Regions from separate parts of the Homo sapiens genome. Here all the other regions are linked to region 5. The links are chromatin loops, found by intact Hi-C in ENCODE. Cell type or tissue: PC-3. All regions are shown on one strand. Links, peaks and the distances in the headings refer to the core of each region. The heading gives the core; the rest is flanking DNA. Region 1 holds the start of MIR4645 (microRNA 4645). Region 2 overlaps MYLK4 (myosin light chain kinase family member 4). Region 3 has its middle 29 kb from the start of SERPINB9. Region 4 has its middle 8.6 kb from the start of SERPINB9. Region 5 overlaps LOC124901241 (a long non-coding RNA gene).

Evidence for each region. Hi-C counts contacts between places; a loop is a spot of excess contacts. Peaks named below come from ENCODE experiments on the same cell type or tissue, not always from the same donor. Only the 100,000 strongest peaks of a DNase experiment are listed, where the experiment ranks them.
Region 1: it touches region 5 in a loop (14-fold over the local background); 82 of 110 quality-filtered maps call a loop at or near these places.
Region 2: it touches region 5 in a loop (6-fold over the local background); 6 of 110 quality-filtered maps call a loop at or near these places.
Region 3: a loop joins it to region 5, with 12 times the contacts of the local background. A loop is called at or near these places in 82 of 110 quality-filtered maps.
Region 4: a loop joins it to region 5, with 17 times the contacts of the local background. A loop is called at or near these places in 33 of 110 quality-filtered maps.

Annotation. Positions count from the first base shown.
Region 1 is chr6:2,852,135-2,856,957 of GRCh38, reverse strand. MIR4645 (microRNA 4645) reads left to right here and starts at 2,851; the gene lies at 2,851-2,927. It also overlaps the pseudogene SERPINB9P1. RefSeq lists enhancers at 1,565-1,694, 1,755-1,814, 2,391-3,131, 4,427-4,616. In PC-3, for the core only: a CTCF peak has its summit at 2,612 (motif pointing right); a DNase peak (open chromatin) is centred at 3,087; H3K4me3 peaks cover 1,193 bases; H3K27ac peaks cover 4,000 bases.
Region 2 is chr6:2,736,506-2,741,328 of GRCh38, reverse strand. All of the region lies in intron 2 of MYLK4 (myosin light chain kinase family member 4), which reads left to right. Among named protein-coding and RNA genes, the nearest start is that of MYLK4, 12 kb to the left of the region's middle. In PC-3, for the core only: a CTCF peak has its summit at 2,755 (motif pointing left); a DNase peak (open chromatin) is centred at 2,738.
Region 3 is chr6:2,929,941-2,934,763 of GRCh38, reverse strand. No RefSeq gene overlaps it. Among named protein-coding and RNA genes, the nearest start is that of SERPINB9, 29 kb to the right of the region's middle. In PC-3, for the core only: a CTCF peak has its summit at 2,395 (motif pointing right); a DNase peak (open chromatin) is centred at 2,373; H3K27ac peaks cover 295 bases.
Region 4 is chr6:2,909,489-2,914,311 of GRCh38, reverse strand. No RefSeq gene overlaps it. Among named protein-coding and RNA genes, the nearest start is that of SERPINB9, 8.6 kb to the right of the region's middle. In PC-3, for the core only: a CTCF peak has its summit at 2,428 (motif pointing right); a DNase peak (open chromatin) is centred at 2,421.
Region 5 is chr6:2,789,424-2,794,246 of GRCh38, reverse strand. LOC124901241 (a long non-coding RNA gene) reads left to right here. Exons shown (of 3, transcript XR_007059408.1): 3 at 2,761-3,056. Among named protein-coding and RNA genes, the nearest start is that of WRNIP1, 26 kb to the right of the region's middle. RefSeq lists a silencer at 2,718-3,012 and an enhancer at 2,718-3,012. In PC-3, for the core only: a CTCF peak has its summit at 2,899 (motif pointing left); a DNase peak (open chromatin) is centred at 2,886; H3K27ac peaks cover 4,000 bases.

The DNA.
Region 1 (4,823 bases), core at 546-4,545, 63 kb before region 5:
TTTGGTCTTAGCGCAAACTTTTTGGACCATGTTTCATTTTCGTTTTGAGGTGAAAGAAAATATCAAAGCCTCCTAGCATTTTGAAACTCCTCAAATATCAAGTGCAAAACTGCTGATGGGATCAAAGATGCCGGCTAAATTCTTGGCCAATAAGATAAGACTCTTTCCTGTCAACTGACAAGCAATACATGAATATGTGCAGGGTAGCTGATAATCTATGAAATTATCGGCTGGGTACAGTGGCTCACGCCTGTAATCTCAGCACTTTGGGAGGCCAAGGTGGGTGGATCACCTTAGGTCAGGAGTTCGAGACCAGCCTGGCCAACATGCTGAAACCCTGTCTCTACTAGAAATACAAAAATTAGCCAGGCATGGTGGCAGGCACCTGTAGTCCCAGATACTTGGGGAGGCTGAGGCAGGAGAATGGCTTGAACTCGGGAGGTGGAGCTTGCAGTGAGCCAAGATCGTGCCACTGCACTCCAGCCTGGGCAACAGGGTGAGACTCCATCTAAAAAAAAAAGAAAAAAAAGAAATTACCACCAATTACTAACTAGTAACTAATAAGTTACTTGAAATGAACTTGATCCTTGTCTTAAACCAGTGGTGGGGTACAGGAAACTTGAAGATTCTTGAGCTGCAGCCCTGTTTTGATTTGTAGTTTTTGTTGCAATATACACCTCTCTACTAGGCACAGGTGACACATGGGAGCTTGTGTCGACATGTGGGAGCCCTGTACAGGGTCCAGACCTTGAGGTGCCAGGCAGCAGAGCCTGTGGCTGGGAATGGGGGTGCGTGGGGCTTATCTTGGGCCTCACATAGGGCCTCAAAGTTAAAATGTTGAAATTATTTCCTAGTAATCTTACTATACTTAGAGTCACAGAGACAGATACACTGAAAAGACGGACAGAAATTACTTTAATGATAAAAGTTAAGCTCATGTTCCATGAAAGAAATGCCATAAGAATGTTTTCTAAATCCTATGCTTAACTTCGGAATAGCGCAATTAGATTGCATTGCATTTTTGAAAGATCACTTGTTAAATACAAAATTTTAAAACATACCACAATATTTGGCACTTCATTTTCTTTATTAAACAAGGAGACTCAGAAAATCATAGTGGCCTGGGCCCATGTGAACCTCTGTGAAAGCCTCCCACAGGGAGAGAGGACTGGGATGCCATGGTCCTAGGTGGGAATGGGGGGAGCAGTGTAGGCCTCGGTGCGGACCCAATGCTGGGGCCCTAAGGCTCTCTCCTCTTTTCTTCCAGGTGGAAAATGAGCTTATATATGAAGAAGTCAGCGAGTGGACAAAGCCAGGCGCAATGGATAGCAAAGATGTGGAAGTCTCCTCGATTCAAGTTACAAGAAAACCGCAGCATGGAGTCTGCTCTCAGCTGTTGGGGAATTACCGATGCCTTTGACTAAGTCAAGACTGACTTTTCCAGAATATCACCCAAGAGATAGAGCCGTCCCTGTCCAAGTTTGTGCGCTAGCCCTTCATGGAGGTCAGAGAGGAAGAAACAAAGGCAGCTGTGGCCTCGGCGGTCACAGTGTCAGAACGCACAAGCCCCATAAAGAGGTTTCACGCAGGCCACCCATCCCTTTTCATTCTCCAGCAGAACAGGACAGAGAGCGTTCTGTTCTGCGGAAGGTCTTCCACTCTACAAGGCAATCCCTCCAGCTGCTTTGCTGTATTGTGCTGTCTCCTGTCACACTATGAATGCAGTGACCTCAGCCAGCAACAGGGAGAACCCCCCTGCCTCCCGAACAAAGGACCTCACGTGAAATCCTGAGCTCAGAGCTTACAGATATGTGTGCGCTTTCACTTTACATCGGCCGTGACTTCCAAACAACTTCAGGAAACTTTAGGATCTCTGAGGTATACTGGAGATGACAGCAGCGTAGAATGTTCATTTGGATTTAGAACAGAAATGCTTATTTTATATTTGGCTGCTCCCAAACTGTCCCCAGACTTCCTCTCCAGTGGTTACCCTCCACTGCCCTGGATGTCCCACGTTTACACTCCACACTCACACCTCCACCTTAACAAAGTCCTCCACTGGGTCAAACCATACATCGCTTCGTCTCTGTAGTGATGACTTCCTGTCCTCTGCTCTGTGGATAAAGACCCCAGATAAAGATGCCTGTGTTGCTCAACTCTTGTAAATACTCTTGAGACATTTTGAAAGCAGAAGGAAAGGAGACAGACGGGGAAAATAAAAGGGATGGTCTGCTTGTGCGGAAACGTTTTGAGAATGCCCTTCCCTAAGAGAGAACAGTAAAAGTGAGCAATACTTCCTGAGCTGTGGGTTCATATGGCTGGACTGTGCTGTTTCTCACGGGAGAAGTTCTCGTCTCCCCTGCGTGTACATCCCTGTTTGCCAGCCTGGCCTTCGGTGTGGTGATATCATGGTGCACTCCCAGGAGGGAAGTGCTTGGTCAAGACTTCTGCTTGGGTTCGACTATCAGTTCTGGTTTCCTTTAAGGCACAGGATCTTCCCTTTAAGGCACAAACACCCCCTTGACACAAAGTAAGGGACAAGGGAACTTTAAACCATTTGGAAACCCAAGCACAATAGGCTGTAGGTTGTAAAAAGAAATTACAAAGGTAATTTTATCCAGAAGAGGGAGCAGTTTAACTTCTGCAGGGTAAGATTCAGATTCACTTTTGTAACTGAACAGGGAATTTTCTAAATATTTTGAAAATGCCGAAACATTTCCTGTTGGCATTTCACAGAAACGTTCAAAGTTCCCTAATGATAGTTTCCGCTGTGCTCACTCCGGAGGCTGCTAAGCAACCTCAGTAATTAGCTCGATTGAGGAAACGAAACTGTGGGGGACTCAGTTTCCATGATAGGGAAACCAGGCAAGAAATATTGTCTCCTCAAGTTGCGACGAGACAGTAGTTCTTGCCTGGTTTCTCTATCATGGAGTCTTGGTTGGACTCTGCTATGCGTCTCTTGATGAAATGTGATACTAGCAATTGAACAATTAAGAAAATGGATGGCGGGGGGTGGAGCGGTTTGTCACTACTGGAGTTGCAGAGGCTCAGTGGGGGAACCTGAGAAACACTGCGTCCCCCAGGTCATCACCGCGTCAGCACTGATGAGTCATGTTGATGGCATGGACCCTGAATATGACACAATGAGATGTCACTTTACCTCTGTGGCCTTTCCCAGAAAAAACCATAACCCCAGTCTAACCATGAGAAAAATATAAGACAATGGTGCAGGCAGGGCATTTCAGGAGAGGGTCAGGTAAAGGGGAGGGGGTCCCAGGAGAGGGTCAGGGGAGGGGACTTCAGGAGAGGGACAGGGAGAGGGGAGGGGGCTCCAGGAGAGGGTCAGGGAAAGGGGAGGGGGTCCCAGGAGAGGGTCAGGGAAAGGGGAGGGGGGTCCCAGGTGAGGGTCAGGGGAGGGGACTTCAGGAGAGGGACAGGGAGAGGGGAGGGGGCTCCAGGAGAGGGTCAGGGAAAGGGGAGGGGACTTCAGGTGAGGGTCAGGGAAAGGCGAGGGGGTCCCAGGACAGGGTCAGGGGAGGGGACTTCAGGAGAGGGACAGGGAGGGGGGAGGGGGGCTCCAGGAGAGGGTCAGGGATAGGGGAGGGGGGTCCCAGGAGAGGATCAGGGGAAGGGGTGGGGCTTCAGGAGAGGGTCTGAGAACACACAGGCAGGCAACACCTTAAAATCCCATCTCAGTCAGCAATGACTCCTCATAGGGCCACCACGAGCTTAAATGTCACTTAAATGTCCCTATTTGCCAGCCTGGACTTCGGTGTGGTGATATCATGGTGCATTCCCAGGAGGGAAGTGCTTGGTCAAGACTTCTGCTTGGGTTCGACTGTCGGTTCTGGTTTCACATGCACTGTGTGAACACGCTTCATACAGAGGGTCAGCACCGCACTGTGTGAACATGCTTCATGCAGAGAGCCTGTACTGCACCAGGTGAACACACTTCATACAGAGAGTCAGCACCGCACCGTGTGAACATGCTTCATACAGAGAGTCAGCACCGCACTGTGTGAACACGCTTCATACAGAGAGTCAGCACCGCACCGTGTGAACACACTTCATACAGAGAGTCAGTACTGCACCGTGTGAACATGCTTCATACAGAAGATCAGCACCTCACTGTGTGAACACACTTCATACAGAAGGTCAGCAATGCACCGTGTGAACACACTTCATACAGAGAGTCAGCACTGCACTGTGTGAACATGCTTCATACAGAAGATCAGCACCTCACTGCGTGAACATGTGTTATACAGAGAGTCAGCACCGCACCGCGTGAACATCCTTCATACAGGTCAGCACTGCACCATGTGAACACACTTCAAACAGAGAGTCAGTACTGCACCATGTGAACATGCTTCATACAGAAGATCAGCACCTCACTCTGTGAACATGTGTCATACAGAAGGTCAGCACTGCACTGTGTGAACACGCTTCATACAGAAGGTCAGCACCGCATTGTGTGAACATGTGTCATACAGAGAGTCAGCACCGCACCGTGTGAACACGCTTCATACAGAGGGTCAGCACCGCATTGTGTGAACATGCTTCATACATGAGGTCAGCACCTCATTGTGTGAACACACTTCATACAGAGTCAGCACTGCACTACGTGAACATGCTTCATACAGAGGGTCAGCACCTCACTGTGTGAACATGTGTCATACAGAGAGTCAGCACTGCACCGTGTGAACATGCTTCATACAGAGGGTCGGGTCAGCACCGCACTGTGTGAACATGCTTCATGCAGAGAGTCTGTCCTGCACCAGGTGAACACGCTTCATACAGAGAGTCAGCACCGCACCGTGTGAACA
Region 2 (4,823 bases), core at 263-4,262, 53 kb after region 5:
TGGCAAATCAAGTCTGTGTACCTAAGTAAGAGAATGGTTAGCATACTTGATAACAAAATTCCTAAATATAGATGCCCAAACTACGATCCTATCCACTTACCTAAAACATAATGGTTATAAAAGGCACATTTATCTATTAGTTTCCCAGATCTTTTTTTCACACACCACTATCATGATTTTTGCTATATTTACATGCTATCTTTATTCCTATTAATATTTTTCATATGAGTCATTTAAAACATTTTTAGCCAAAGCAAAAATAAAGTGAAATCATGGTTTTGATGTTTTATTTATAGATTTCTAATGCACAGTAACACACACATAAGTTTTAAAAACGGTTTGTTACTGTATGATCTAAAACCACCTAAAGTCTCTTGCAATGAAGTGGCCCAAAGTCAGTCTCTGGACATCCGACTCAGGAAGCTATTCCAGGTCTTTGCCCTGTGGTATTTGGCCCTTTCACTTATTTGTCATTTTCTGCCCACCACATGGTGACAACAACAAAGTCCACTTCCTTCAAGAGAGCAGACATGGAGAAGACTGATCGTAGGCAGCGTTTAGTATAGAAAATGAGGAACAGGTAAAGTTTATGTAGGATTTCTTATGTGCCCAGCACCATGTCTCTACGATGTCATTCCTGAGTTCCTACCAGAAAGCAGAGCCCAAGCATGCGTGAGGGTGGCTTGTTTTGTGAACTGACTCCAGGGAATAGGTGTGGGGGCTGGAGGAGTATGAAACAGGGAAGGAAAGAAGCCCCAACAAGGTTGAGTTGCCAAACTGGCTACTTCAGACAGGATGACCTCAGAGCCACCTGCCCATAGGACTGAAGCAGGCAATTGGCACTGATTCCCCGGGCGCCATCTCCACCATCGGGGGTCTTGTGGAGTGACTATCCCCCTGGCATTTTCAGTTGCATATGCATAAATGCCAGTTCCCAAGAAGGTCCCGCAGCAATGCCAGAGAACCCTGGGAAGAAGGCGTAATGCAGTGGCCTGAGGTGAAGCACTTTCAGACTAGACCTCTATGGAGCTGGTTGCCACAGTACTGGCTGGAGCAGAGGTGGGGGAGAGCATGCGCGGAGGACAAGGAGAGGTGCACCTATTCTGATGCCTTTAAAGTCTCACTGTCAGCCATGAGGTAGGTACTATTTCCTCCACTTTACAGTGGAGACCCAGGAAGGCTCACTGACCTGCCCAAAACCCACATGCAAAAGAGCTGGGCTTTGAACCCCATGGTGGGCACCTAGCTTGCACTCTATGCCACCATGAAGGATTGTCCTGCTATACCCAACTTCGTGCTTCACAGTTAAACATCCTGTTCAAGCTGAATCACTGGGGTCAGGAGATGCAGCTTCCAGTCCTGGCCCTGCCCTCCCAGTGGAGTTCTTTAAGTTCTTTACACAACAGTATATGCAGGTCAGTTTCTGCAGCCCCCTCTACTGCACAGGGTTGCTCTTAGGGCCAAATAAAGTACCATGCATGTGTGAAAGTTCTTTGTAAAATGTAAAATGCTGTATGTTAGTACTGCTATCAGTACATTTCTCTTATGTGCTTAAGTATATTTAGGCCCTAGGTCTTCTTAAATATGGAGATACAACCTGTACAGTGCCTCCTGGCATTTTGTATTAATTGTAATGATTTTTTAAAACCTCATTTGCCATTTTTAATGGGGAAAAGTATCTGATTTGCCAGTCCATTGAGGGTGATAGTATGCTATGTGCTCAATTGGATACCAGTATAAACATAATCCATGACTCATGGCTGCCTCCACTTGGGGTTTCAGATGCACACAGGTTGTCATGGCGTTTCCATAGTGAATGGGACACTGAAGGCTGTGCTCTGACCCACAGGTTGTAACTCAAAGATTAGGGACCTTAATGCGTAGGAACTTCGGGGGTCAGCTCATTCAAACCCTTCTCTGAAGAGAAACTGAAAGTCCGGGAAAAGTCAGATGGACTCACCCAAGATTCCTTAGTGTCTCAGCTTTCCTTTAAATATTTATGCCTAGATTCTGTATTAATTTACTCAGCAAATCATTACTGAGCCACCACTGCACAAAAGACACTGTGTTGGTTCTGGTCAGGCTCTCCAGTAGTGATCTGCCTGCCTTGGCCTCCCAAAGTGTTGGGATTCCAGGTGTGAGCCACTGTGCCTGGCCGAAGTTGGTAGAATTCTTATCTCTACCTTTTAGGTGAGCAAACTGAGGCTTAGTGAGGTCAGGAATTGGCTCAAAGTTATGAAGCTATATACCATCTGATCTTTGAATGCATTCGCTTGCCCAACATATGAAACAGGTGCTTGGGTCTCTTTGTAGAAATTTTAACTGAATTCAAAATATTTATCAACTATTAACAATCCCAATAGAGTGGGACATATTTTACAATGGATAAACTTACATTAACATATCATTATCACTCAGAGTCCATGGTTCACATTAGGGTTCACTCTTGTTGCTGCACATTCTGTGGGTTTGGACAAATATATAATAACATGTATCTACTGTTATAGTAACCTAAAAATTAAAAAGTGTCAAGATGAAACATTATTTGAAAACAAGCGCTATCAGTGATGAATTTTCTAAGGACAGTTTTTTGCCACATGATCTGAAGTATGTTTTAATGATTGTTGCTTTGGTTGGTTGGTTGATTTCTTTAAGCAACTACAGCCAGCCTAGATAGATGAAAACGTCCACTTTCTTTACCACCACAAATTGAGGTTCTTCTCTGCAACTGCAAGGTGACAGTGACCTCCAGTGGGGAAAAGCTGCAAAAGTTACTGCGGCAATGCAGTGAAGTCCCAGCATTTTAAGCTAATCCTAATTGTTGGAACGAATGTCAGGCCACTCTCAGCTCTCTGTTCGTAGACACAGAAGCTGCTAGGAAAGACTACACTGGAACTAATGATTCCCTCATGCATATAGAATAAGGCTGGAAGATTATAAACTAAATGCAGTTTGCCAGCATGCTCTAAAATACTTTGTTTCATTAAACAATGTATTAAGATGTTTCCTATGCTCAGTACTCTGTTAGTCATAAGTCTTGACTACAGAGTGGAACTGACATTTCACTAAAGATAGATCAGGAAGGTGGGTAATCCAAAATTTATCCTGTTTAGCTTTTTATAGTGTCACCCACTTGCTAGTTTTGCAGGGTTGCCTACTCACATGTTTTGCCTAATAATGAGAAGTTATAATGTGACACATTCTTACTGTGCAATCTAGTTTCACATAAGACCACCAGCTGGAATTTCGTTTCTGCCTCTTGCTACTTCTATGACATCAAGGATATTATTTAGCCTCTCTCAAGTATTTCCTCATCTGGGGTTAATAACATTGACCACCCCCCCCCCACCCGCCCCCGGCACCCCACCCCCAGCAGAGTTGTTGTATAAAGCAGTTAACACACTGCTTGGCTTAGAGAAAAAAAAAAAAGCTACATGAACAAAACAATACACTCTTACTACTAATGTAGCTAAACTTTACACCATCTACCATTCTAGTAATTTATAGGGCATATTGTCTGTGACCCAATATCTTTCCTGCTCAGAGTCCTACAGATCTAGTTTCCTGAAGGACATTTTCTTCTTTCATGTCTTTCCACACTTAATTTCTTTCTGTGGGTGATGCTGTCAGGTTTCTCAGGCACTGGCCTGGGATCCTAGCATCTTGATGCCACATTGCCTGGAGCTATGGACTCCCCCTCCCTCCCTGTCATATTCTGTCAGATACCAAATTCTGCACATGATTTCTTGAAATGTATCTTACATCTCTCCTTTTCATTCCTACTGGTATGACTGCAGAATGTGTTCGTTCCTCCCCACCCCAACTGTCCTCTAAGGATGTGAACAGATGAGTTACCATCAGAGACTGAAGAAGGAGAATGGAACTTCATCCAGTCCAGCAAGAATAAGATGCCCATGTACTACCAAGGTCACAGGTGTGAAAATGCCTTGGAAAATCAAAAGCATTAAGCAAGGCATAATGGTAGGATCGTTTTATTGTTATTTTTTGTTATTTTCTGAGATGGCGTCTCGCTCTGTCGCCAGGCTGGAGTGCGGTGGCACGATCTCGGCTCACTGCAACCTCCGCCTCCCGGGTTCAAGCGATTCTCCTGCCTTTGCCTCCCGAGTAGCTGGGACTACAGGCGGGCGCCACCACGCGCAGCTAGTTTTTGTATTTCTGGTAGAGATGGGGTTTCACCATGTTGGCCAGGATGGTCTCGATCTCTTGACCTCGTGATCTGCCCACCTCGGCCTCCCAAAGTGCTGGGATTACAGGTGTATTATTTGATGTGCATAAGAACTTAGCAACATAGGCTTCGTAGAACATGAGAGAAGGCAGAGACTATTTTATTGGAGGAACGCAACTCAGTATGTCATGAGAGCCAGGTGATGGATGGCTACTTTACACCTGATGCAGACAGTGTACAAAGATTTATAAATTAGGAAATTACAGCAGTTACTAACAAAAGGGGCAGGAGAGATTCCTTTGGTGTCTTGTCCAGAACCTTTGTGTCTTAATATGTCAAATGCCAAACCACCAGACCTGACTTACCTAGCTGTTAGATACCACAGCAGAAGCTGTGTTTCCACCTTCCAGTTTCTGTCCTTTTCCCCTGAGAATTGCCACAGTCTGTTAGAGTGTATTTTTAAATGAAATTAGCTGGGGATGTCAGGAAGAATGGAAAGCCACCAGGCATACAGTCTAGCTCTGAAGCTAGTTCACCATAACATAATGACTTATCATTGAAACCCATCAGAGTCTACTTCCCATTATCTATTTCAGTATTATGTTTTTGCATGATCAATATTCTCTTATGTGAGATT
Region 3 (4,823 bases), core at 294-4,293, 140 kb before region 5:
AGCTGATGCTGTTTAATTAGTTTCTCCTTTGGTTTTGTAGAACTTTGAATATCTTCCTGTTTGCAAACTTTGTTTTCTATGATTTCAAGTAGCTAAAAGCCTCCAAAATTACATTTTTGGGTGCTTCACTCTGAATATTTTGACTATTTCTAACTGATTTTGAACAAAATGCACCTGAAATTTAGAGGACTCAGTTCAAAGAAGGTTAGTAACATTACAGAGCATTTCGGCTGATTTAAAATCGTTCTCCAAAAGAGCACACACAACTACATTTCAATTGCTCATGGGCAGCAAAGATGAAAAGCAGGCACTGCCATCAATACATCATCAATATCATATCATATTTGTATTCATCAGCAGCTTCATCACAAATATTCTGTAGGAACTATATAAAGAAAATTCATACATTTTGATAACTACAAGATGCTATTTTGAACAGAAGAATATTGCGGCTTGATTAATAAAATTCAAAATGTGTGTTCATCTTAACCAACTCCAAGGTTGTGACTCATCAAATTTGATTTGTATGAAAACCTTCCCTGATGCACATTTTAACTAATTTTTTTTTGAGATGGAGTCTCACTCTGTTGCCCAGGCTTAACTACATTTTTAACAGCATTTATTCACAACATATTATATATTTTCCCTGTGGGAAAGGGAACTTCTAAAAGCTTATTTTTAATTCTATCCATGAATTAGATGAAAACCTTACACTGCTTTTTAATTTGAAACATCTGATGAAACTTACTTGAACAAAATGAAAGTTTTTCTTCTGCTAATGCAGCCAATGCTTCCATGTATTGCTTTACTTTTTGAAAATGACAGAAATTAACTTCAAATAGCAGTCATTTGATCAAATGAACAGCCTGCTTTACAAACTAATATATAAATATATCCTCTGCAATGCACTTGATAGATTATTATCTTTGGACAGAATTTTCTTTCTTTCTTTCTTTCTTTTTTTTTTTTTTTTTTTGGAGACTGAGTCTCACTCTGTCGCCCAGGCTGGAGTTCAGTGACGTTTATCTTGGCTCACTGCAACCTCCGCCTCCCAGGTTCAGGCGATTCTCCTGCCTCAGCCTCCAGAGTAGCTGAGACTATAGGCACCTGCCACCACACCTGGCTAATTTTTGTATTTTTAGTAGAGACAGAGTTTCACCATATTGGCCACGCTGGTCTCAAACCCTGACCTTGTGATCCACCTGCCTCGGCCTCCCAAGGTGCTGGGATTACAGGGGTGAGCCACCGTGCCCGGCCAGAATTTTCTTAAAATAAGTTCTAACTTTTGAAGGAGGTGCTAGTATTTCCTTATAGATTAGCATCTTATAGTTTTTACATGGTCAGAGATAGCACTATGGTGCCACTGGTGAGTGGTAAGCAGCAACATTTTGTGCACACTAAACATTCCACCTCTTGTGATATGAAAATTCAGTACTTAATTTTTGAGCTCACTGTTTGCTAAAAGGATTTATTGCAAAATTAAAGTATAGCCAAACAGGCTGGGTGCGGTGGCTCTTGCCTGTAATTCCAGCACTTTGGGAGGCCGAGGTAGGTGGATCACCTGAGGTCAGGAGCTCGAGACCAGCCTGGCCAACATGGCGAAACTGTGTCTCTACTAAAAATACAAAAAATTAGCCAGTTACGCTGGCGGGCGCCTGTAATCCCAGTGCTCAGGAAGCTGAGGCAGGAGAATCGCTTGAACCTGAGAGGCGGAGGTTGTGGTGAGCCGAGATGGTGCGACTGCATTCCAGCCTGAGTGACACAGTGAGACTCTGTCTCAAAATAATAAAATTAAGTAAAAAAGTATAGTCAAACAATAAAATAAATGGCTGTAGATTTTCCTATATAATGAATAACAAAACCACTGTAGCAAGAGAGTTTGGGCTTATATCTATAATAATTTATAGCCTCTATTTCCTCTATTTAAATATGCCTCTATTTTTATATAGCCTCTATTTAAATATGCCTAAATTATAGTTTAAACTGTGTACCTAAACTATACTTTTCCACGTTTCCAACTGACTGCCAAATGATGGCTTCTCAAAAGCCACAGCACGAGCCACATTACAACCCAGTGGCTGTCAGGGGAAAGCAGTCCCAAATAATTATCTCCACAGTACTAGAGTCCAGAAGGACGTAGCTGTCCCTAGCTGCTTGTGAACAAGGATTAAGTTGTTTTATCAGTGAGTGAGTTCCTTATGTCCTGTCCTTGAAGGGGGAGACTTCTGGAAAGGATCAGACTCACAAGTTGCCTGTCAGATTTAACCAAGATTAAAGTGAGCATCCTGCACCTGCTGAGTCACTTAGCAATTGATTGTCTCTTGGCTCTAGAGCCTCCTCTCATGTAACCCTGGAGTTGCTGTCACTTCCCTAGATGGCACAATGCTACGCTTCGTCACTAGAGGGTGCCAGTGAGACACTGCCAGGAAAGCCCGGTAGAAAGACACCTGTCGTTCCCAGTTCTGGTTCTCCTGTAACCACTCAGTGCAGGGTCCAGCAGCCCACACAGACCATCTCTAGCCTCATTCTCATGTTTTCTCCATGCAACAGCCATTTCTGCAGTCGCAACAGCTGCAACCTCAGGCAGCTGTGTCCCTACCTGGCCTTTTGCTTCTGCGGACGGCTCTGGCCTGCCACACCCTCTGGCAATGGCAGACAGCTCCTGGTGGCCCACTCTGACCCATGCACTCTGCCAGCAGCAGCTGCATGTTTCTGTGACAGCTGCATCCTCTTCAAAAAGATCTGAGTTTCAGCCCGAAGTGTGTGTGGGGTGGGGGTGCGGTAAAGGTCTCCTAACACTTTAGTCTTTCCTCATCCATTCTCACTGGGCCTGTGGGTAACAGCTGCCCCTTTTTCACATGCTGCGTCTGTGCCCCTTTTCCTAACAATCCTTTATATTCTCCTCTGTTCACATAGCTGATGTGGCTTTGTCTCCTGAGTGGACCCTGACAGGTGTAAGTGTAGTGGGAGCTCACAGTACAAAGTAAAGACCTGCCAACCCCCCTCCTGTAGCTGTTACTAACAACACTTCATTGAAAATGAAAAGCCTGTGACAAATGCTGACCCAGGCAGGACACCAAGGCAACAGGTATAACTGGGACTGTCCCAGACAAGCCATGCTGTATGGTCATCCTGCTGACATGCCATATTCCAAGAGGAGATGAGGATTAATATTTCCTATTTAATTTTCCTGTCTGCATTGCATGCAGTCAGAGCACCCCAACAAGGAATGGATACATTTAGAAGACAAACAGGCCTCCCTAACTGCCACCCAACTCCTTGTCATTTAATACTTCCAGGTAATACCCCTGGAATTAATAGGGTTTCTCATTCGACAAGGCACTAAGGAGACGCTAATGGCAGCTTCCAGGTGGGATCATGTCCGAAACACATGTTTCTCTCACAAGCTCCTTCAAACAGAAAAATCCGACAAACTAATTAATATGACGCTTTTCGAATTGAGGTCCACCGGGTTCCACACATTCCTGGGTCAGCAAGCATTCTCCAACATTTCTCTTCAGTGGCCTGCTTTCATTTGCTAATGATCTTTGAAAAGAGGGTTGGTTAATTTGATATTTACATTTTTTTTTCTTTTGGAATAGCAAGAATTCCAAATGTAATGACCTGTTCTGTGAAAAGTGGCGATTAGTGGAATACCTAGCAAATATTTTTGAAAAACTGTAATGGATTGCCTTTGTAGGTAAAGATGCATCTTATTGAAAGAGGGTGGAATGATCATTTTAAAACATCTATTTGAAAGTTTTTCTTTCCCTTGTTAAATGATGTTATTGCTACAAAATGATGTTAAAACTCATATACTTATTTTTAACACTTGGAAATGTAATTTTATAACCTTTAAAAAACTCTTCCAAGGGCTGGGCATGGTGGCTCAGGCCTGTAATCCCAGCACTTTGGGAGTCTGAGGGGGGCAGATTGCCTGAGCTGAGGAGTTCGAGACCAGCCTGGGCAACACAGAGAAACCCCGTCTCTACTAAAATACAAAAAATTAGCCCAGCGTGGCAGCATGTGCCTGTAATCCCAGCTACTTGAGAGGCTGAGGCAGGAGAATTGCTTGAACCTGGGAGGCGGACGTTGCAGTGAGCTGAGATCGTGCCATTGCACTCCAGCCTGGGCAACAGAGCGAGACTCCATCTCAAAACAAAAACAAAAACAAACAAAAAACTCTTCCAAAAAGAAGAGGTTTGGTTGGTTTCAAATAATTAAAAATATAAATATATAAAATCTTAAATATTATAATTAGACATAGATTGACAATCAAACATCAAGGCTTAGTAAGCTTTTATCAATGTTTTTATTTTATTTAAATCAACCCATATAATCCCAGTGCTTTGGGAGGCTGAGGTGGGAGGATTGCTTGAGTCCAGGAGTTTGAGCCCGAAGCGAGCTATTGTTAGGGAAGCGGGAGCCCAGGAGAGCCAGAATAACGCCATTTTAAGTTCAGCTTCATCTTGAGACTAATGAGGCACATTCTTTTCCAGTCACCACCCATGGTCATAAGATATTTACACTTAAGGAAACAGCTTAAAGACACCTGCAGGGACACAGTCCTACAGCAACAGAAAGTCAAGATGTCCCAATGCCCATAGCAATATATGCTTTCAAGATAATTATTGTTTGAGACTCAGTCTTGCTCTGTCGCCCAGGCTGGGGTGCAAGTGGTGTGATCTCAGCTCACTACAACCTCTGCCTCCTGGGTTTCAGCGATTCTCCTGCCTCAGCCTCCCTAGTAGCTGAGACTACAGGCGCGCATCACCACGCCCGGCTAATTTTTGTATTTTTTAGTAGAGACGGGGTTTCACCAT
Region 4 (4,823 bases), core at 390-4,389, 120 kb before region 5:
TCCAAAACGGGTCAGCTGGGTTGATTCCTCCCAAGGCTCCGGGGAGAATCTGCTTCCTGGCCTTTTCCAGCTCCTAGAGGCCGCCTGTGTTCCATGGCTTGTGGCTCCGCATCACCCTGACCTCTGCCTCTGTCCTCACGTCTCCTCTGGCTGTGGCCCTCCTCCCTCTCTCATGAGGACCTGTGATCACACTGAGCCCACCCAGATGATCTATAAGAATGATTTGTGATCCTAATGTCTAAAAATGGAGTGGCTTGTGTTATGTGTGTAAACCAAAAATAAAATTCTAAGCCCTCAGTCCTCTATATGGACCCGTCCTCTCGGTAAAGGCCCAAAGCTAACTTGCAAACTAGTTCAGGCCATGATGGGAAGGGGAGCCGGACATGCCTCATTATGCAGTCTTCCGTTTTGGAATTACTGATAGAGCAGACTCTTTAAGTCTGATAAGAAACATTTACGGTTTATTATGTCTCACACCTGCTACCTGGAGGCTTCACCTGCATGATAAAAGCTTGGTGTCCACAACCCCTTATCATCATCCAGACATTCCTTTCTATTGATTCAGAAAACCTCTGGGTTTGCCTATGACCTGGAAGCCCCTGCTTCCAGTTGTCCTGCCTTTCCAAACCAAAGTACATCTTACACGTATTGATTGATGTCTCATGTCTCCCTAAAATGTATAAAACCAAGCTGTGTCCTGACCTTGGGCACCTGTTCTCAGGACCTCCTGAGGCCGTGTCATCGGCATGCCCTTAACCTTGGCAAAATAAACCTCTAAATTGATCCAGACTTGCCTCAGATACTTTTTGGTTTTCAAGTGGCATGAAGCCCACAGTGAAGTTGTTTACTCCTTAAAGTGGTAAGCGTATGTGTACTAGACTGAGCCTGAGCTCATAGTAAAGTTGTTTTTCTTTAAGGCGATAAACATATGTATAAGAGATGAGATTACATTTGCTGTGGCATGTACCACTTGAGACCCAAAAGGAACCGATAGAAAATGGAGCCAAAAGGTGGCTGAGATGATGATGACGGACACACCTGGGGAAAACCATAAAACCAGCAAGGAACTGACACTGTCAGAGGCACCTTGAGAATTCCTGCCTGTAGGAGACATCACACTCTGGGGACTGTTGTGGGGTGGGGGGAGGGGGGAGGGATAGCATTAGGAGATATACTTAATGTTAAATGACGAGTTACTGGGTGCAGCACACCAACATGGCACATGTATACATATGTAACTAACCTGCATGTTGTGCACATGTACCCTAAAACTTATAATAGAAAAAAAAAAGTGCCTCCTCCCGGTGAGACGGGCTGCCCAGAGGCTCTGTGTGAGAGGAGTGTCTGCTGTGCTGGCCTCCTCAGCCACAGCCTGGGTTTGCCATTCCGCTCATTACTGCCTTTAGTAATTGTATCATGTCATTCCCATCACTCACAGGAAAAGAAACAATGAAAAAAATAATTGTATTGTGAATGTTTGCTCGATTGATTGGGTATGTGTGAGTCTCTGGCAATAAACCATATTTAAGCATTGCAAATTGGCTACCGGGTCATTGGGAAACCTGGCTTTGATCTGAGCACACAGGCCAGAAGAACCTGATTACAATAACATTTAAAATGAACATAATACCAGATAACCAGCACGTCTCCCATCTCAAGATTCTTAACTAGAGGGACCACATCGGCAAAATCTCTTTTGCCATGTAAGACAGTCACTGGTTTTGGGGATTAGGAGGTAAGACATCTTTGGCAAGGGGCATTATTCTGCTGGCTACACCCCAGTGTTCACTGACTGGGGACTGACGACTAGGTGGCCATAGAGGGCTTGGTTGATGTGCTTCTGATCCAGACCTTCCCTGGTGGATGAATTCAGGTGCAGATGGCACTTTTTTTTTTTTTTTTTTTTTTTTTTTGGAGACAGTCTCACTCTTTCACCCAGGCTGGAGTGCAGTGGTGCAATCTCGGCTCACTGCAACCTGCACCTCCTGGATTCAAGTGATTCTCCTGCCTTAGCGTCCTGAGTAGCTGGGATTACAGGTGTGTGCCACCACGCCTGGCTAATTTTTTGTATTTTTAGTAGAGACAGGATTTCACCATGTTGGCCAGGCTGGTCTCGAACTCCTGACCTCAAGTGATCCACCCGCCTCAGCCTCCCAAAGTGCTGGGATTACAGACGTGAGCCACTGCGCCCTGCCCAGATGGCACTTTTGCCAGCAGTTTATTAAGGAGGAGGGTGATGAGAGCAACTCATGAAATATGTTTTTCTTGCCCCTGAGCATCTCCTCTGCCATGGCCATGGTGCTCATAGGGACAGGTGGAAATGTACCTATCACATGGGGAGAATGATGGCATGTTTTTCTCCTGTGCTTCCACAGAGGGGCCTTTTCATACCTTCACATCAGCCGGTAAAAGCTGGGGTGGCCTGTAGGTGGCAGGAAGGACCTCATGATAGCACATGGCAGAAATGGATAGAAAGGTGAACTGTGCAGGATGGGGAATCTCCTGTAGTGTTTGTGGGAGAAATCAAGTGATGAAGTTATTTTCTCTAGACAAAAGCATCCATAAATCACAGCAAAATTGCATCTTTGATAAGGTAAAGCTACAATTCTATTCCACAAAAAGACAATTTCAATTTTTTGTTTTAAACTTTTGCTAAATGTGTTTAAAATAGAATTGCAGCTGTAAATGAACCTTCCATAAAATGGGTTATTTTTAGTGGATGATAATGAATACGTGAAAAAAGAAAAAAACACAAATGAGAATGTATATCTTCTGGAGCTTAGAGGGCAAATATATTCTGACTGCCCCAAAATGGATGATGGGAACCATATGTACAAATGAGGTAGTGGGCACTGCTTTAGGGAAGCAGTCCTTAACCTTTCTGAGTCTCAGGTTTCTTTGATGATCTGGGGAAGTGTCTCGGCGTGTTACCACCTGTGCAATGTTGTGCAAGTCACATTAGTGGTGTCTGGCTGACCTCTCGAACTGCATCCACAGACCTCAGCTGAAGATCCCCCTGCAGCTGTTTCTTCCAGCTTCTGGTGGAAGGGCCGGTGATAGAGGAACAACCTTAATTTTCACTGTGGCTTGACATTTAAATCACAGTGTTACCTGGAGAACTTCTGTAAAATTACTGGTGAAACATTTTCAGTTTTATGTCTGCTCTTTCTTGTGTTCCCTGGGGCCAGGTTAGATTTAAACCTGAAGACTCATTTTTTTTTTTTTTCTGTTCTGTTTTCCTCCTGTTATCAAGGCTTCCTAGCATGAATAAATCTGCCAGACCCATGGTTCTCACCTAGGGGGCAACTGTGCCCCGGCCTGGAGGACATTTGGCAATGTCTGGAGACATTTTTGGTTATCATCATTGAGGGGTAGGTGTGCCTGGCATGGAGGGGGTGGAGGCCAGGGATGCTGCTGAATGTCCTGCACTGCACAGGACAGCACCCAGTGCAAAGAATGATCTGGCTTCACACATCAGCAATACGTCAGTTGAGAAACCCTGCGCTAGACAATTAAAGCATTTCGTTATAGGACCCTACCTAATTTTTTGTGTAGAGATTCATTTGGAGGTCCCTCTTTAGGGGAAGTAAGAGGGCAATGTTCGAAGTTGGCATTGCTGTTTAATATTACCAGGCACTTTGTTTAAACAAAGATAACGACGTTCACCAAGACTTCCAGTCACTTCCCATTGAAGTGAATATATCTTAGAATCGCTGACAGACTTTGGAGAAAAAAACACGTTTTAGTAAGTAGTACTCAGAATCAATGAAAAGGAAAATAAAAGAGGAACTACAGAAGAGTAGAGAATACACACAATTCTGCTGCCATCACATGTACTTAGAATTGCACTTGTGTAATTATAATTTTTATTTATTATTTTTTTTTTGAGACAGAATCTCAGTCTGTTGCCCAGGCTGGAGTGCAGTGGTGCGATCTTGGCTCACTGCAACCTCCATTTCCTGGGTTCAAGCCATTCTCCTGCCTCAGCCTCCTGAGTAGCTGGGATTACAGGCGCATGCCACCACGCCTGGCTAATTTTTGTATTTTTAGTAGACATGGGGTTTCACCATATTGGCCAGGCTGGTCTTGAACTCCTGACCTCAAGTGATCCACCTGCCTTGGCCTCCCAAAGTGTTAGGATTACAGGTGTGAGCCACTGGGCCTGGTCTAATTTTAATCTTTAATATTGCTTCTAAATTACATCTCCCTTGTTTATTTTTTGATAACCCTCTTCTGATGTCAATTTCAATATGTCCATTCTCCTGCGCCCAAATCTGCGTCTCCTCCTTAAACCCCGTCTTCCAGCATGCAGCACAAGGCTCAGCCATCAGGGCCTCCTCCCCCATCTCACCTCTGGGTGCTGGACTGGTTTCCTCTCAAGGCCTCTTACATTCGCCCCCTTTCTGAGTCATCCCTGCTACTGCCTGGCTTCACAATCCCCCTTTAGCTTCTACACTACCATCTTAACTGCCTTTTAAGCACTCTCTCCAAGCACAGCCTGAAACCTCCCTCTGTCTCATAAACCCCCATTACTGACAGAATAGTTTTTGTAAATAAAAAATCTGTTCATTAAACTGAGGCTTTAAATGTGAGTAGCTTTTATTTACTTAAACGTGTACTCACAGTCCAGAAAAACCCTTCCATAATGCAATACATGAGGCTCAAACAAATTCTACCAGGTTGAAGGGGTGGGTCGCCCCTCCACACCTGTGGGTGTTTCTCGTTAGGTGGAACGAGAGACTTGGAAAAGAAAAAGACACGGAGACAAAGTATAGAGAAAGAAATAAGGGCACCCAGGGGACCAGCATTCAGCATATGGAGGA
Region 5 (4,823 bases), core at 517-4,516:
TTATAGATCATGGGGGCAGAATTTCAAAAAAATTAGAGAATGGAAGAAATATGGAATTCTAATTCAGATAGTTTCTGCTTCAAAGTTGGCTAGTCATACAGATGGCAGTTGAGTAACTTCATGCAGAGTAAAGAAATACCACACCCAGGACTTTGCAGGTTGCTCAAGCAGATGGCCACATGGACCCTGGCTTCCTCAGAGCCTACTGTGACTAGAGCACAACCAGTACAAGTGACAAGAGACCCGCCCCATGTGTGCACTTGCTACTCAAGCTTCTGACATTCACCATTCCCCACACTTGGGGAATCTCATACCAGAAAGTCTATTCTTGGCCCAACAGACTTTCTGTTCCACTGTACTTGTCTCAACTACCTGCAACAGTGAGGAGGCGATGAGACAGGTAGAGAATTTGCAGGCTACGGAGTGGAATTCGTATATTTTATTCCTCAGTAAGGAGCCAAATGAGTAAGAAGGCGTGTTTTCACCGGAAGCCACAAGCTAAAGCAAAATAGGCAAGAAGCATAAACGGACTTGCTCAAAAGCCTCTCTCTTTCCTCAGAGCCCAGCTAGCCCACGTGTGCCTTTGTGAGACAGAAAAAGACATCCTCTCCTCTGGATTTCTGCCTGCTCACTGTCGGCCCTCAGCCAGGCCCCCTGGGCCTTGCCCTGCCCACACAGCCACACAGCAGCCATGTTCCCCACCCATGCAGCAATTTCAAGTGTGGATGACAAACACCTGGAGAGAAGCAGCAGCTGGTGTCAGAAGGAATGACAGGGGAGGGGGACAAAGGAGGCAAGCCCAGGTGGCATGGAGACTCAGGACCTCCTTAAGGCCTCATAAGTCACTGAATGTGTTTAGAGCAAGGAAGAAAAGATAAATGACAGCTACAGGTAGAGAGGCAGGAGATGAGTCTGAAAAGAGCCTGTTTGCCACCAAAAACTTATTTCTAGGCTATTGATGGCAGGTCACATAGCACGGTGAAGTTGTTCTCAAAGTGTGGTCCGTGTGGACCAGCCCCGTTAGCACCACCTGAGAACTTATAGTTGGAAACACAAATTCTTAGGCCCCATTGAAGATGGACTGAATTAGAAATTCTGGGATTTTTAGCGAGTCCTCCAGGTGATTCTGATGCATGTAAGAACCTGGAGCCACTGGCAAGGTGGCCGGGCAGGGCCGGCTCTGGGGGTTTCCATCCTGCTGACTCTCAGGAAGTCACTTTGCCATCTTAAGTTGTGTGCGCCTTTTCTCCATGTAAAATAGACGTACTAACAGCACCGGCTTATATAGTCTTTTTGGAAATTGAGATCACATATGGAAAACATTTTGCATGGTGCCCAGCATATGGCAGGCAGGGAATACATGTTTGCAATTACTGCTGCCAGCCAAAATGAAGCAGCAAGTGTGCTTGGAAGACTGCAGGCCTCCGCAGTCCCCAAGTTCAGCCTGTCCCCTGAGCGAAGAAAATGAAAGAGATGCAGGCTGGCGTCCAGGGAGAGCCCAGAGGGAGAGAGCAGTGCCCGGTCCATAACCACCTAAGGCCCTGGAACACCACAATGGCTCAGAGCCCAGGTGAGCAATAGCACCTGGGGCTGCACAGCGCTGGGCTGGGAAGCTTAGCCTGAGGGCTCAGCGCAGGCTTTGAGAGGAAAGCGATGCTTGAACTGGGGTGGGGAGAATGAGTCATGGCAATACCCAGCATGTATGGACTGTGTGCCGGACATGACTTTGAGCAATGCCAGATTTGAATCATGTAATCTCCATTGTGATTAAGTAATATTTTGATACCCATTTTAAAGATGAGGGAAAAGAAAATAACCTTGACCAAGGTCACGGGGTGAGGTGGCTCAGATAGGATTTGAACCCGAGCAGACAGACTCCTGGACCCACGCACCTCACCAAGTGTGGTTGGCTAGCGAGCCGAAAGAACCCTGGAGGCAGGGTGCTGAAGGAGGGGAGAGTGGTGTGAGGCTCTCTGTTTCTCTTATTAAATCCAGTTCTAGGCCGGGCACGGTGGCTCATGCCTGTAATCCCAGCACTTTGGGAGGCTGAGGTGGGTGAATCACCTGAGGTCAGGAGTTCGAGACCAGCCTGACCAACATGGTGAAACCCTGTCTCTACTAAAAATACAAAAATGAGCTGGGCATGGTGGCAGGTGCCTGTAATTCCAGCTACTCGGGAGGCTGAGGCAGGAGAACTGCTTGAATCTGGGAGGCAGAGGTTGCAGTGAGCCGAGATTGCACCACTGCACTCTAGCCTGGGCGACAGAGTGAGACTCCATCTCAAAAATAAAATAAAATATAATAAATAAATCCAGCTACTAGGTGTCTGGTGTGTCCTACCCTCTGTGGATGGCACGGCTGGTGGGGTGCACCACCGGAAGGGTGCAGCTCCCTGGTGGTGGCTCCAACTCAACCATGAAAAGTCATACGCTAAGAGACTAATTCTGCATGTAAGAAATCATGTGAGGGGGTGAGAAACAGCAAGCTATAAACAGATGGTGTAGTCATACATACACACACACACACACACACACACACACACACTCATTGGAAAAAATTCCCAAAGGACATACACTAAAATGTTTACAGTGGTTATCACTGAGAAAAAATATTAAATGTTAAAGTTGATTTTTACTATCTTTTATCTGCTTTTTTTTTTTTTTGCATCTGCTCCTGTACCTATGTGCAATGATCATGTATTACTTTTGCAATCAGACAAATACATAAGCTCTACTTTAAAACTGTTTATTTATCTACCAGGTTAACGACAAATACTGAAACTCAGTCTTGGCCTGAACCTGGTGACCTGGAGCTGGTGGAAGGCCTGGTGAGAGACAGCTCAGACACTGGCTCACTCTTTCCTGGCTGAAGCCTGACTCCTGGTGGACAGAAACATCAGCGACAGACTTCTATTTTCAAACGTCTACATACACATCTTAGGGAAAGTTTATTTATCCCCTCATTTTGTCATTCAACAAATATGTACTGATCACATTCTACATGCCAAGCATGATGGGAATGTAAAAATAAATTTGAGATGACGTCTTTGAGGAAAACGGCTTCTCTCTACTTTCGTTCGCATTTTCTTGTGTTTCAATAGTAGGGTATAGTGTGGTAGTTTTCTTCATGTAAGTCCTACTCCTCAGTTACAATTCAGTTTCTTTCCAGGTTGCTACTGAGAATGGAATATTCTTCTTGGTGTCTTTTCTGATTACAGTAGTGGCCCGGAAGCTATGGATTTTCATGGGTTGTTTCCATGTGGCCACTTTACTGGACTGTTAGCTGTTCGGACTCTTCTTCTTGGCTCTCAAGGTATACAATCACACAGAAAGAATTTTGTTTCTCCTAAAATAGAGCAGTAGTAGTTCTCATTTCAGAGATCTGTGCACACTGGGTATTCTCCACCCTTCTCGCCTGGCTTTTTAACCAGGGAAACTTCTGGTTGGTCCTGCTAGTGGGAGGGACTGGCAGGAGATGAGGGCAAGAGAGAGAGGATTCAGACCATGCATTTCCTTCTCCTACCCCCAGGTTCCCTACTCAAGAGGTGCAGCAGCTGCTGAGTTCTTTGCCTCCACTCAGGGCCGCAGTTCCTGTCTGAAGGCTGCCGGCCACCTCCTGCTCTCCCAGGGCTCCCTGCCTGCTCCCACCCCTTGCCTCTCAGGCCTTGCCAGGGAATTGCTTCTCACCTTGTGTTGGTCCCCTGAACCTCCCCTATACCTCTCTAATACTTGTGATCCCTGATTAAAAGTTTCTCAGTGGCCTGAGGGGATCATCTGCATCCTCCCCGGAGCCTGACTGGCTTTAGAGCTTCAAAACATTTAGTTTTAAATGATTGGTTTTTATGAAGATTTGTTAACTCTATTAAAAATATTTACTTCTGTTTGGTTTCTGCTTAAGTTATAAATGCCTTTGTGGGCTCAAACTGCCTGGAACTGCATCTATGAATGTGTAGTAGTGCTTTCAAACTGTAGTCGCTACACAAAGGTTAATTCATCAAAAAGTAAGAGATCCATGGCATTTATATGAAAGTATAGGAAAATCATCCTTTCTAATATAACATCAGTATCAAAAGGCCGGTTCTCTCATTTGGAATTAATTGATAACATTGTCCAGGTTTGATGACTTGTATCTGGAAAAGATGAGTTAACATCCATTCTTGTTGTAACAATTGGAACAAATCTCTGCAAGTCACTATTCTTACTGTTCTTAAACTCAGGTTTGGCTGTTATGAGGGTGAACAAAACTACCAAATACACTTGGAACATAAGGAATAAATTGTGTTTGGTGGTTATGTTGCTTTTTCAGAATCAGTACATAACTTGTGATATTTATTTATTTACTTATTTATTATTATTTTTTAAGATGGAGTCTCACTCTGTCACCTAGCCTGGAGTGCAGTGGCGCGATCTCGGCTCACTGCAACCTCCACCTCCCAGGTTCAAGCGATTCTCCTGCCTCAGGCTCCTGAGTAGCTGAGATTACAGGTGTGCGCCACCACACCCAGCCAATTTTTATATACTTAATAGAAACGACGTTTCACCATGTTGCCCAGGCTGGTCTCAAACTCCTGATCTCAAGTGACCTGCCCGCCTCAGCCTCCCAAAGTGCTGGGATTACAGGTGTGTGCCACCGCACCTGGCCCATAACTTGTGGTATTTAAATGGCATCATATGGAAGGGCTGCCCCCAATTGTTGAATACTACTGTAAACAGGCAAGAGATGTGCCTCCCTCACCAGAAACTCTGACTCACTGCATTAGTTTTTCCCAGGGTTTAGCTAATGGTGTAAACTTTCAGTCATGCTCACTGTGGTATGTGAGAGGT